2 separate regions of the Homo sapiens genome follow, and region 2 is linked to region 1. Evidence: chromatin contacts called from ENCODE POLR2A ChIA-PET data. All regions are on one chromosome and are shown on one strand. The core of a region is the stretch at or near the end of the contact, and the rest is flanking DNA. Distances in the headings are between cores, read along the strand shown. Region 1 overlaps BDP1 (BDP1 general transcription factor IIIB subunit). Region 2 overlaps MCCC2 (methylcrotonyl-CoA carboxylase subunit 2).

Region 1 (6,906 bases), core at 3,633-6,132:
AATTTCTGAAAATTAGATTCCAGACTGTATCCCTGAATTAATACAGGCTATCTTTTTTAATAGCATTAATCATAGTAATTGACAAGGCTTTCCTTAGATTCTATTCCTTATGGCCAGCCTACTAAACAGGGAAATTCATATATATGTTAGAAAAAATGTTCTTTAAAAAGCATTGAGGCCAGGCACGGTGGCTCACACCTGTAATCCTAGCACTTTGGGAGGTTGAGGTGGGCGAATCACGAGGTCAGGAGTTCGAGACCAGCCTGGCCAACATGGTGAAACCCCATCTCTACTAAAAATACAAAAATTTGCTGGGCGTGGTGGTGGGCGCCTGTAATCCCAGCTACTTGGGAGGCTGAGGCAGGATAATCGCTTGAAACCAGAAGGCAATGGTTGTGGTGAGCCAAGATCACACCACTGCACTCCAGCCTGGGCGAAAGAGCGAAGCTCTGTCTCAAAAAACAAAAGCATTGAAAGGCCAGGCATGGTGGCTCATGTCTGTAATCCCAGTGCTTTGGGAGGTTGAGGCGGAGGATCAGTTGAGGGCAGGAGTTCAAGACCAGCCTATACAACATAGCAAGACCCTGTCTCTACATTCAGTCAATAAATTAGCAAGGTGTGTTGGTGCGTATCTATAATCCCAGCTACTCAGAAGGCTGAGTGGGGAGGGTTGCTTGAACCCAGGAGTTTGAGGTTACAGTAAGCTACAATCATGCCACTGCATTGTAGCCTGGACAACAGGAGGAGACAAAAGCTTTGAAGCACAATGGAATGTTTTTCAGCCCTAAAGGGATATAAAGTGTTGATATGTGTCACAACATGGATGAATTTTGGAAACCTTAGGCCAAGTGAAAGAAGCTAGTTACAAAGTATCGCATACTGTGTGATTCCATTCATATGAAATGTCCAAAATAAGGAAGTCCACAGAGACAGAAAGTAGATTAATGGTTGCCTAGGTTTTGGCAGATGGGGAAGAGAGGGGTTAAGGGAGAGATAGCTAATGGGTATAAGGTTTATTTTTGAAGTGACAAAAATGTTCCACATTTGAATGTGGTGATGATTGCACATATCTGTGAATATCCCAAAATACATTGAATTGTACACCTTAAGTGGGTTAACTGTATGTTATGTGAATTGCAAGTCTTTTTTAAAATAAACTGTATGATGCTTAAAAAACCAACTTTTACTTTATAGAATATTCCCTTTTCCCATCCAGTCCCAACTCTTCAAGAAGTATTTTTTCTTCTCAAATCATCTGAACTTTAAAATTTTTTTTTGTTACATTTATTTATTTTTCTTTTCTTTATTTTTATTTTTTTGAGATAGGGTCTTACTCCATTGCCCAGGCTGGAGTGCAGTGGCATGATTTCAGCTTGCTGCAACCCCCGCCTCCCAGGCTCAAGCAATCCTCCCACCTCAGCCTCCTGAGTAGCTGGGACTACAGGTGCACAACCACCACACCCGGCTAATTTTTTTTTTATTTTATTTTCAATAGAGATGGGGTTTTACCATGTTGTCCAGGCTGGTCTCAAACTCCTGAGCTCAAACAATCTGCCAACCTCAGCCTCCCAAAGTGCTGGGATTACAGGCATGAGCTACCGTGCCTGGCCTATTGTTTTTAAATTCATTTTTTTGGAGACAAGATCTTGCTGTGTTGTCCAGGCTGGCCTCAAACTCCTAGGCTCAAGCGACCCTCACACCTCAGCCTCCGAGTAGCTAGAACTACAGGCATGTGCCCCCGTGCTCACTTGAATTTTTTGGTTCATCCCAGTCCTGTCAGATATTACCAAAGATTTTTCTCTAAATTTTGTATCTGAGGAAACAGATGTGGTACATACAAATGTAATTATAACAAATATGTTGGCTGGGCACAGGGTCTCATGCCCATAGTCCCAGCACTTTGGGAAGCCAAGGTGGGCAGATCGCTTGAGTGCAGGAGTTCGAGACCAGACTAGGCAACATGGCGAAACCTCATCTTTACAAAAAATACAAAAATTAGGCATGGTGGCACATGCCTGTAGTCCCAGCTACTTGGAGGGCTGAGGCGGGAGGATTGCTTGAGCCTGAGAGGTTGAGGCTGTAGTGAACCCTGATAGTGCCACTGCACCGCAGCTTGGGCGATAGAGTGAGGCTTTGTCTCAAAAAAAAAATAACGTATGTCTTGAAGGCAGATTCTCAGACTTGACTCTTTACTCACAGTTTCTACTCAGCCATACAACGTTTTATACTGTTTTTTTCTGTTAATAAGAGAATAGGCCCAGGTGTTGTGGCCATCATCGCACCACCGCAGCTGGGGTGACATGAGTGAGACCCTGCCTCAGAATAACAAAAGAAAAACAAAAAAATAAGATAATAAGAACCAGACTATATTGTATGTATTCTAGTAGGTAAATACCTTTTTAGTGCTCAGATTACACGGCTCTTTAAGTAATAGGACTCACAAATGAAGAGTAAATATGAGTGAACTTCTTATTTTACATGGCTGTTGCCCTGGGTATCAAGAATCGTGCAGGCTTTGGGGTTTTGGGAGAAGGGAGTTGGTGTGGGGGCAGTGGTATGATAAATATTTTATTTATTTATTTATTTATTTTTGAGAACAACTTGTCACTCTGTTGCCCAAGCTAGAGTGCAGTGGCATAATCTCGGCTCAATGCAACCTCCACCTCCTGGGTTCAAGCGATTCTCCTGCCTCAGCCTCCCCAGTAGCTGGGACTACAGGCAGGCACCACCATGCCCGGCTAATTTTTGTATTTTTAGTAGAGATGGGGCTTCGCTGTGTTGGCCAGGCTGGTCTTGAACTCCTGACCTCAGGTGATCCACCTGCCTCGGCCTCCCAAAGTGCTGGGATTACAGGCGTGAGCCACTGCGCCTGGCCCGATAAATACTTCTAAGGGCTTTCAACTCATTATAGATAGCATTTATGACCGTATATAATTAGTTGATTACATGTCTGCTTTTCTGTTAGATTGTGAATTCATTGAGGATAGGGACTACACTTATCTTATTTGACTTTATATCCCTGTACACCTAGCCTTCTATAAATGTTAACAGACTGAACAGAGAAATTAGGGGGAAAGTGAGGACAAAGTGAAGAAAATGGAAAATGAAATGCCAGGCACTAAGAAGATGAGTCTTAGAAAATTTGCTTACTGGTTTTAATAGTCACAGCCACCTCAAAAATTTTAAATGTTTTACTTTTGCCAAGTTGCTGTCAGTCAATAAAAGAATTACTCCATTCCATTTTTTAAGTTATGTATGAATGTGGATTATTTCTTCATTTTAGCGTTTCATCTTACTTATTCATGTTGAAGATGAGGCTTTGTTTTGCTGTTTATAATATGCCAAAATGAAATGATAAAACTTTATTTTGACAGCTTGAAATAACTGTGAATGTCCCAGATGTAGGATGCATAGCTGTTGTTGAACATGAGCTACCAAACACAGATGTGACTACTGAAGAAATGAAACAAGAAGAAAATTTGAGTGTACCGTTTGTAAGCATCCATTTTAATATGTTTTGGCCTTTTATTCTTTGTTTACTTTGAAAAGACTGGAGGTTCCTTTTGATAGCTTTAGGTTTATAAACACTTTACTTAGCTAATTTCTCTTTGTAAGGAGCTGTTAGTCTGAGTAGTAAAAACTAGTGAAAGCAATGATTTTGTTTGTTTGTGGGCAGAGCTCTTAATATCCTCATAGACTTTTACATTAAAATTCAGTTGCATTAAATTTATACTAAGTATAAACAAGTTAAAATATATTCTGTTGCGTTTTATTTGCACTCTTCCATTATTGGTATTTATTTGCCTTTGCAAGCGGAGGCTTGAAATTGTAACTTTTTAAAAACAGCTTTATTGACATATAATTTACACACCATATGATTTTCTCATTATTTAAAGTGCACAATTAAGTGACTTCTAGTATCGTGCAAACATTATCACAGTCAATTTTAGGACATTTTCATCACCTCAAAAAGAAACCTTATTAGCAGTCACTACTCCTTTCCTCCCAACCCTCACTGGCCTGGGGAACCAATAATTTGCCTTCTGTCTTTATAGATTTGCCTGTTCTAGATGTTTCCTAGACATGAAATTATAAAATCTGATCATTTGTGTCTGGCTTTTTTCACTTAATGTAACATTTTTTACTGTTCATCTATGTTGCAGCATGTAGTGGTACTTCCTTACTTTTTGTAGCCTAATAATATTCCATATGGATATGGTACATTTTGTATATCCATTCATCCATTCATGAACATTTGGATTATTTTCATTTTTTGTGTGTTATACATAATGCTGCTGTAAACATTCATGTAGAAGTGTTTGTGTACAATATGTTTTTATTTCTCTTGGGTACATTTCTAAAAATGTAATTGCTGAGTCATATGGTAACTCTATGTTTCATCAGTTGAGGAACTGCCAAACTGTTTTCCAAAGTAGCTATACCCTTTTACATTCCCACCAGCAGTTTATGAGGGTTCCTGTTCTTCCATGTCCTTGCCGGCACTTGTTATTTCACTTTTTTTTTTGTTCGGTGGATTTTTTTTTTTTTTTTTGAGACGGCCTTGCATTGTCACCCAAACTAGAGTGCAGTAACACAATTGTAGCACACTACAGCTTTGACCTCCTGAGTGTAAATGATCCTCTCCACTCAGCATCCCAAGTAGCTGGGACTGCAGGTGTGTGCCACCATGCCCAGCTAATTTTTTTTTTTTGTAGAGGTGGGGTCTTGCTGTGTTGTTCAGGCTGGTCTCGTACTCCTGTCCTCAAGTGATACTTTTACCTCAGCCTTCCAAAGTGTTGGGATTACAGGCATGAGCCACTGTGTCTGGCTTGACTTTTTGGATCTAGCTGTCCTAGTGAGTGTGAAGTGGTGTCACATTGTGGTTTTGATTTGTATTTCCTTGGTGACTAATGATGTCAGGCACATTTTATGTTCCTATTGGCCATTTGTATATCATCTTTGAGAAATGTCTATTCAAATCTTTTGTCTGTTTTTCTTTTATTGTGCTATTTGTCTTTTTATTATTGAGTTGTAAGGAGTCTTTATATAATCTAGATAAAAGTTGCTTAGCAGGTATATGATTTGCAAATATTTCCTCCCTTTCTGTGGGGTTGTCTTTTCACTTTCTTGATTTCCTTTAAAGCAAAAAGTTTTAAATTTTGATGAAGTTCAGTTAATCTGTTTTTTCATTTGTTGCTCATGCTTCTGTTGTCAGATCTGAGTCCTTTGTCAAACCCAAGGTCATGAAGATTTACCCATTTTTCTTCTAAAAGATGATTTTTGCTTTTACGTTTAAGTCTTTGATCCATTTTGAGTTTATTTTTATACATGGATAACCTCATTATCCAACTTATGTCTTTTGCATGTTGCTATCCATTTGTCCTATCACCATTTATTCGAAAAGACTATTCTTTCCCCATTGAATAGTCTTGGCACCCTTATCAAAAATCAGCTGACCATAGATGTATGGGTTTATTTCTGAATTCTCAATTCTGTTGCATAGATCTATATGTCTGTTCTCATGCTGGTGATGCTATATTGATTACTGTTACTTTGTAGTAAGTTTTTTTTTTGTTGTTGTTGTTGAGATGGAGTCTCGTCTGTCGCCCAGGATGGAGTGCAGTGGCATGATCTCAGCTCACTGCAAGCTCCGCCTCCTGGGTTCACACCATTCTCCTGCCTCAGCTTCCCAAGTAGCTGGGACTACAGGCGCCCACCACATTTTGAGACGGAGTTTTCCTCTTGTTGCCCAGGCTGGAGTGCAATGGCGCGATCTTGGCTCACCACAACCTCTGTCTCCCTGGTTCAAGCAATTCTCCTGTCTCAGCTTCCCGAGTAGCTGGGATTACAGGCATATGCCACCACGCCCTGCTAATTTTGTATTTTTCGTAGACACGGGGTTTCTCCATGTTGGTCAGGCTGGTCTCGAACTCCTGATCTCAGGTGATCCACCCGCCTCTGCCTCCCACAGTGCTGGGATTACAGGCATGAGCCACCGTGCCCGGCCTGGGATTGTTTTCTTAATTTCATTTTTGGATTGTTCGTTGCAAGTGTGTAGAAATAAAAATGATTTTTGTATATTAGCTTTATATCCTGCAACTTCTTTGGTGGATTCCTTAGGATTTTCTATTTGTCAAATCATGTCATCTGCAAATAAAGATAGTTTTACTTCTTTCTGTATTAGTTTCCTAGGATCACTGTAACAAAGTACAGATGCTCCTCGACTTATGAGGAGATTATGTCCTGATAAACCCATCATAAAATAACAATTTTTTTTTTTTTTTTAAAGACAGAGTCTCACTCTGTTGCCCAGGCTGGAGTGCAATGGCGCAATCTTGGAGGCTCACTGCACCCTCCGCCTCCCAGTTTCAAGTGATTCTCCTGCCTCAGCCTCCAGAGTAGCTGGGATTACAAGCGCCCGCCACCACATCCAACTAATTTTTGTATTTTTAGTAGAGATGGGGTTTCACCATGTTGGTCAGGCTGGTCTCGAACTTCTGACCTCAGGTGATCTGCCCACCTTGGCCTCCCAAAATGCTGGGATTACAGGTGTGAGCCACCGTGCCCGGCCTAAAATAAAAAAATTTTAAGTCGGGTACTCTTTGCACCACAAACTTGATAGCTTATAACCACAGAGAATTCTCCAGGCACTTATGGAGATGAGAAAAACAAAACAAAACAAATTTATTCTCTCACAGCTTTAGAGTCTAGAAGTCTAAAATCAAGGTGTCACCAATGTTGGTTCCTTCTGGAGGCTCTGAGGAAGAACCATCCCATGCCTTTCTCCTGCCTTCTGGTGGTAGCCGGCAGTCCTTACCATTTCTCAGCATGCAGCAGCATACTTCCACCCTCTGCCTCCATTACCACATGGCATTTTCCCCTTGTGTATGTGTAACCTCTCATCTT
Region 2 (7,049 bases), core at 2,870-5,369, 98 kb after region 1:
TATGTATACACTGTATTTTGTTTATTCATTCATCCATCAATCGATATTTGGGTTGCTTCCACTCTCAGGCTATTATGAATAATGCTGCTATGAACATGGGTGTACAAATTTCTATTCAAGTTCCTGCTTTTATTTTTTTGGGTATATACCTGGAAGTGAAATTGTTGGATCATATGGAATTCTATGTTTACTTTTTGAGGAATCACTTCATTCCTTTTTATGGCTGAATAATATTCCATTGTATGGTTATGCTGTGTTCTAGCTATCCATTCATCAGTTGATGGGCATTTAGGTTGCTTCTGCTTTTGGGTATTATGAATAACGGCGCTTTGAATGTATAGGTTTTTGCATGGAAATGTTTTTATTTCTGTTGGATATGTACCTATGAGTAGAATTGCTGGATCATGTGGTAGCTGTGTTTAGCATTTTGAAAAACTTCTAATCTATCCAATACATGTTTTACATTTCTACCAGCAGCATGTGAGGGTTCTGATTGTTCCACATTCTTGTCAACACTTGTAATTGTATGTTTGTCTGATGACAGCCATCTTTGGGGGTGTGAGGTAGTACCTCATTTTGGTTTTGATTTGCATTTCCCTAGTGACTAGTGATGTTGAGGCTTTTTTTTTTTAACTTTTTAATTTTTATTTTTTATTGAGGCAGAGTCTCACACTGTTGCCCAGGCTGGAGTGCAGTGGTGTGATCTTGGCTCACTGCAACCTCCACCTCCCAGGTTCAAGTGATTCTCCTGCCTCAGCCTCCCAAGTAGCTGGGATTACAGGTGCACGCCACCACTCCCGGCTAATTTTTGTATTTTTAGTAGAGACAGGGTTTCACCATGTTGGCCAGGCTGGTTTTGAACTCCTGACCTCAGGTGGTATGCCTGCCTCAGCCTCCCAAAGTGCTGGGATTACAGGCATGAGCCACTGCACCTGGCCAAGGCATCTTTTCATGTGCCTGTTGGCCATTTGTATGTCTTCTTTGGAGACATGTCTATTCAGATTCTTTCTCATTTTTAAATTGGGCTATTTGTCTTTTTATTTAGTTGTAAGAATTCTATATGTGTTCTGAATACAAGTCCCTTATTAGATTTGCAAATATTTTTGCTCATTCTGTAGGTTGTCTTTTTTACTTTCTTAGTGATGTCTTCCTTTGAAGCACAAAAGTTTTAAATTTTGATCACATCCAGTTTATGCATTTTTTCCTTTGGTTTCTTGTGCTTTTGGTGTCTTATCCAAGAAGCCTTTGCCTAACCCAAGGTCATGAAGATTTACTCCTCTGTTTTCTTCTGAGAGTCTTATAATTTTAGCTCTTGCATTTGGGTCTGTGATCCATTTTGAGTTAGTTTTTGGGTGTGGGATAAGGAAGGGCTCCAGCATTGCTCTATATGTGGATATGCAGTTGTTCCAGCATCATTAGTTGAAAGGACTCTCCTTTCCCCATTGAATGGTCTTGGCAGAAAAAAACTTTTACTTATTTTTTCTTTTACCTCAGCTATACAATTGTTTGACTCAAGGTCAATAACAAGTTAATAAGCTGTTAAGAGAAAGCAGCAAGATTCCTACAGTGTATTAACTTTTGTGTAAAATGGAGAGAAATATACATTTGTATACTTCTATATGCATAAAGAAGTTCTAGAAAAGATACGAAAATACTGCTTAAAATGTAGAGGAGAGGAAACAGGGTAGAAGAAAGACCTTTGATTTTTTTGACCCTGAGACTGGGTACAGTGGCTAATGCCTGTAATCCCAGCGCTTTGGGAGGCCAAGGTGGGTGGATCACTTGAGATCAGGAACTCGAGACCAGCCTGGCCAACATAGTGAAACCCCATGTCTCCTGAAAATACAGAAATTAGCCAGGCATGGTGGTGTGCACCTGTAATCCCAGCTACTCTGGAGGCTGAGGCAGGGGAATTGCTTTACTGGGAGGCGGAGGTTGCAGTGGGTTGAGATTGCGCTACTGCACTCCAGCCTGGGCAACAGAGCGAGACTCCATCTCAAAAAAAAAAAAGAAAGAAAGAAACAGAAAAGGACAAATAAATGATTTTACTTCTATGAAATATTGAGAATAGGCAAATTCATGGAGGCAGAAAGTAGATTAGTTGTTGCCAGGGACTAGGAGGAGGGTGGAATGGGAGTGACCGCTAATGAGGATGGGGTTTCTTCTGGGAGTGATGAAATTTTCTGGAATTGGGTAGTGGTGATGGTTGCACACTTTGTGCACTTTGTGAATGTACTAAAAGCCACTGAATTGTATGCTTTAAAATAGTGAATTTTATGGTATGTGAATTCTATTCCAAAAAGTTTGTTGCTTCAAAAATTTGTCCAAGAATCATCTTTGGTTATGGAATACTAATACAAATTCATTAGAAAGAATATGTTAAATAGAGCTTATGTTTTGATGTAAAATAAGTATATTTCCCAAAAGAGGGTGTTAATTTTTAATAACTTTTACTGAAGATCAGGTAGGCCTGAAGGGCTGCCATTTCAAATGTAAAAGTCTTAAGGCATTATTTTAAAAGCCTGCAGCCATTATTATTATTATTATTATTATTATTACTATTATTATTTTAATTTATCTCTTGTATGTGATAGCTGTCATTTGTTAATGAGAGGAAAATGCACTCAAAATTTACCTTTGTATAGTAAAAGGTACAAACTTTCATGGGCCATTCTTGTTTATTTTTTGACTAGAAAATGAGTAAAGATATGACTACAATTTGAAAACATCTTTTTGGAAATACAGGCAGATCATAATAGTGGAATAATGCGAAGGGTTTTAGAGAGAAGATTTTGTCTAAGGGTCAGTAGTTACAATGTCCATTCAGTTAACTTGTACCTTATAAAGAAGCCACTTGGCAGCCAGGGAAGCCTGAAGTTCTGTTGGAGAACTGGACCCCATCCAGCAATCCACCTTTGAAAGACCATGTTCACAGGGAGAAAAAGGCAGTAGCAGCAGCCTCATCCTTTAGAGAATTCTAAATTCTGACGCACGCTTGACCGAATGTTGAGAAAGGGCTTTGAAGGGTTTGCACGTAGTGTGGGGTGTAGTGCTGTAGCTTTTAGTAGCTTAGAGTAGTTGAAAAAAACAGATAGTAAGACAAGTTTTTGAAGGCGCTTTTTGTTCTCCTGTCTTTTGTTTATCTTTTGAACTTGTCATTTAGTCAAATGAGCTGTTTTAATTTTCTCTTTGACTTCTATCATCTTTGCACCTATCACACTATCAAACGTTGTGGGTGTTCAATAAATATTAACTGATGACAAATTCTTATTTTTTTTTTTGGTTGATATTAGTCAGATCCCTGAAAATAAATATAATTTATCTGTTGTTTATTCCTTTTTGCAACTTTAAATATCCAGACACCTCTTATAATTTGTTATTGTCTGGACTGAATGTTATTTTACACTAAATGTTTTGGAAGGAAAAGAACCAAGAATTTAGTTCTGGGGGTGGAATAATTGGAGGTGAAAATTTTAACTAACTCTCTCTGCAGAAGGATATTTAAGACAAAGCTTTTGATGTAGAGAGTAATAAGTTGTTTCTATGCTGTATTTTCTTTTCTTTTTTCTTTTTGTTTCAGGGCTCCCCTCAAGAAAGACTTTTTCTTTACCTTCAACCTCTCTGTGCTATATTTTAGATTAATGTTCATTATTCTAATAAAAGCTTTTCTTATTTGAGTTGATTAATTTGTTTCTTTTTCTTCAAAGAAATAGGAATCAATAAATAATTCCTAAGGGGTTGGATTGGCATTTAGCCTTAAATTATTTTTCTTTCTTTTTCCTGGTAGAATTTCTCTGGCTATAATTAAGTTATTCTTAATTTATTACTGGAGTTTGTTTCTTTTTGGCCACATTCTGCTAGATCTTAGGTTTAGGTAATCTTGGAGATTTTTTTCCTACCTCTCTTTCCTATGCAGAGTTTGTGATAGTAAATGGAATTTTTCAGCATGTTATTGAGTATTCAAAGATGAATAAATCACAGTTCCTGCCACCAAGGAATTCACAGCATAGAGGAGATGACAGACATAACATGCACATTACTGAACTACATTCTGACACATGCCGTGTTGGAGGTGTAAGTGCAATGCCCTTGGACCGTGGATAGGCAGGCAGTCCTCTATTAATACCATGGAGAAGGCCTGGGCGGGTCAGGAAAGCTGTGTAGAGGAGGCAACTTGAGGTGGGACTTGAAGGGTAAGTGGGAATTCGTCAGGTAGGTGAGAAGAAGAGATCCCAGGCAGTGGGAGGAACACACACACAGACACAAAGTCTTGACCACATGTGTCAGGGCAGCATGACATAGGGAAAGAGGATGGCCTTTCAGGTCTTTCTTCTTTTTTTTTTTTTTTTTTTTGAGACGGAGTCTCGCTCTGTCGCCCAGGCCGGACTGCAGTGGCGCAATCTCGGCTCACTGCAAGCTCCGCTTCCCGGGTTCACGCCATTCTCCTGCCTCAGCCTCCCGAGTAGCTGGGACTACAGGCGCCCGCCACCGCGCCCAGCTAATTTTTTGTATTTTTAGTAGAGACGGGGTTTCACCTTGTTAGCCAGCATGGTCTCGATCTCCTGACCTCATGATCCACCCGCCTCGGCCTCCCAAAGTGCTGGGATTACAGGCGTGAGCCACCGCGCCCGGCCAGGTCTTTCAAGCTGGAAACGTGTGGGCTCAAATGAGACTCCATTGCTTGCTATGGACTGTAAGCAAGTTCTTTGTGACTCTGGGCTTAGATTTTTCACCTGTAAGAGTAAAGATAATAGTCTCCAGGTTTCCTAGGTGCATGAATGAGAAAGCACAGTGTTCTTTAGTTCTATGGAAGAAAAAGTACAGGTATAGTCAGGTGAGGAGTTGTGCATGTTGGGGAAGCATTTTTATATGTCTGATGGACCGATTTCACTGATGATTTTTATCCTTGTTGTAGGTTAAAGCGGCAACTGGGGAAGAAGTATCTGCTGAGGATCTTGGAGGTGCTGATCTTCATTGCAGGTGAAACAGAAATGGTTGTTTCTTTCCGGGATTGAGTGTCATTTTGTTTGTTTGTTTAAAAGAAGTTTTACGTATTTGTTTCCAGTGCTAAACTTGCCAGACCACACCACAGTTTATTTGTTCTTGATCTGCTGGTTTAATGTTCAATTCTTTGAACTGTAGAGTTGCATTTCCAAGCTAGAGCATCAGCCAAGAAGGACTGGAGAGACAGGTTTCTTATTTATTTGACAAACATTCATTGGGCACCTGTTATGTAGCAGGCACTGTTCTGGGTGCCTGAGGTAAGAGGTAGATACTATCTTTGACTTCGAGGACCTTATATTCTAGTCAGGGAGGTGGGCAATTGCAAGTAATTGCACAAAATTATGTAAATGTGGCTGATACGCGATAAGGCTTACAAAGGAGAAGAGGGAAGAGCATAGAGGAGGTGGGTCTGCCCTGGGGTGTACAGTTAAATGTTTAGTAACTGGTTCTCTGGGGAGGAAAAAATGCCCCGATCTGTGGCATTTGCCAATTTCTGTGGTATGAGTGATCCCACCATGGCTGATTTCAGGCTGCCAACATGATGCCTCTATGTGGAATCAGACACAGATGCACGTAGTTGGCTCTTGTGAGTTAGCTGTGAGCTGGCTTCGTCACATTGTTGGCCTGACCATGTTAGGTTAGAGTGCAGGGGTAAGAAGACCCTCTACCTCCTAGAATGTTGTCAGAAGTCAATGAGATACAATACATGTGGATTGCTTTAGAATGAAACTATACCTGCTTTTGATAAGTTAGCTATAAATGTTGGTTGCCATTATGATTATTTTCTTGTTTGTCATCATAGTTGCTCAATAAAGGTTTTAGACTTTTTTTTTTTAGGAGTAATTGGGAAACAATTGAGGAGGAGGGTTTTTTTTTCAGTTTTATATATATATATATATATATATATATATATATATATATATTTTTATTTTTTGTAGAAACAGGTGTCTCACTGTATTGCTCAGGTTGGTTTAAAACTCCTTGCCTCAAGCAGTCCTCCTGCCTTGCCCTTCCGAAGTGCTGGGATTACAGGAGTGAGCCACTGCACCTGGACTAAATTTTTAAGCAGTTTGACTATTTAAAAAAAGTAAAGCTGTAGGCAATATATTATGTTAAGGGTGTAGATTCTGGAATTTAACTTCCGTTTGCCTCCCCTATTCCCCTTGGGACTTAGACAAACTGCTTACCCTATCTGAGTCTCATTTCCTCATAGATAAAGTGAAAATTGTGAATAGTGCCTGCCTCATAACACAGCATCTACTACATATAACAGTAATAACTCTATTACTGTTATTCATAATAACCTGTTTAAAATTGTGAGGAAATGATTGGGGGTGATGAATTTTTTTTTTTGGAAAGTACCATGAAATTTATTAGTCACAAGTGGCTCTGTGTTCTCTCAAATGCATCTTTATACCTCTCTTAAGTCATCCTTAAGAGCTAATTTGACACAAAGACTTATATATACAGTGTATCATTGAAGGTTTTCCTTTCCTGCTGTTTTGGTAAATACTAGACAGTTTTCATAAAAAAGCATTTTATTTTAAATATTTACTGATTTAGAAGCTGTTCCTTCTGCTTCTATTTGACTTCTGACAGTGTAGTTATAAGTCAGCATTTATAACTGGTATTATGTATGAAGCATTTAAAATATATGGTCAGTCATAACATGATAAAATGTTGTATTAAATTAAAGAAACTGAAAAAGATCTACCATTTGTGAGGCATCTGTGGGCTATGAAAAAGAGTAAACGTGGTCTCTGCTTTTACTCAGGAACTCCCAGTCCTAAAGTAGAGTGTCATGAAATCACTGAGAGCCTAGCTCTAAGATATGTCTCCCAAGGAGTTTGGTGTTTTCCCAGGCAAGCCATAAAAATTTAGATTGCAGCAGCTTAGTCCTTACTCATAAAATGAACAAATTATTTTTTTCAGGTATGTATTTTTGACTGACTTTACAGAGTTTTAAATACTTTATTAGAAAGTCATAGTTTATCTACATTTATCTACTATTGAAATAACAGGCCATCTAATTGGGACAGGACTAA

The links. ChIA-PET counts read pairs that join two places held with the same protein, here RNA polymerase II (POLR2A).
Region 2: POLR2A ChIA-PET joins it to region 1 with 10 read pairs in T-cell. The contact joins two enhancer-like sites. POLR2A ChIA-PET finds 5 or more read pairs at or near these places in 3 of 52 experiments (SK-N-SH, T-cell and activated T-cell).

What each region holds. Positions count from the first base shown.
Region 1 is chr5:71,528,934-71,535,839 of GRCh38, forward strand. BDP1 (BDP1 general transcription factor IIIB subunit) reads left to right here. Exons shown (of 39, transcript NM_018429.3): 26 at 3,375-3,494. Among named protein-coding and RNA genes, the nearest start is that of MCCC2, 55 kb to the right of the region's middle. RefSeq lists a silencer at 2,936-3,136. Within about 2 kb of position 4,883, at least 2 of the 41 ENCODE cell types and tissues checked have a DNase peak (open chromatin) inside an H3K27ac peak, as active enhancers do.
Region 2 is chr5:71,627,206-71,634,254 of GRCh38, forward strand. It overlaps MCCC2 (methylcrotonyl-CoA carboxylase subunit 2), which reads left to right. Exons shown (of 17, transcript NM_022132.5): 8 at 4,916-4,980. Among named protein-coding and RNA genes, the nearest start is that of MCCC2, 43 kb to the left of the region's middle. Within about 2 kb of position 4,120, at least 3 of the 41 ENCODE cell types and tissues checked have a DNase peak (open chromatin) inside an H3K27ac peak, as active enhancers do.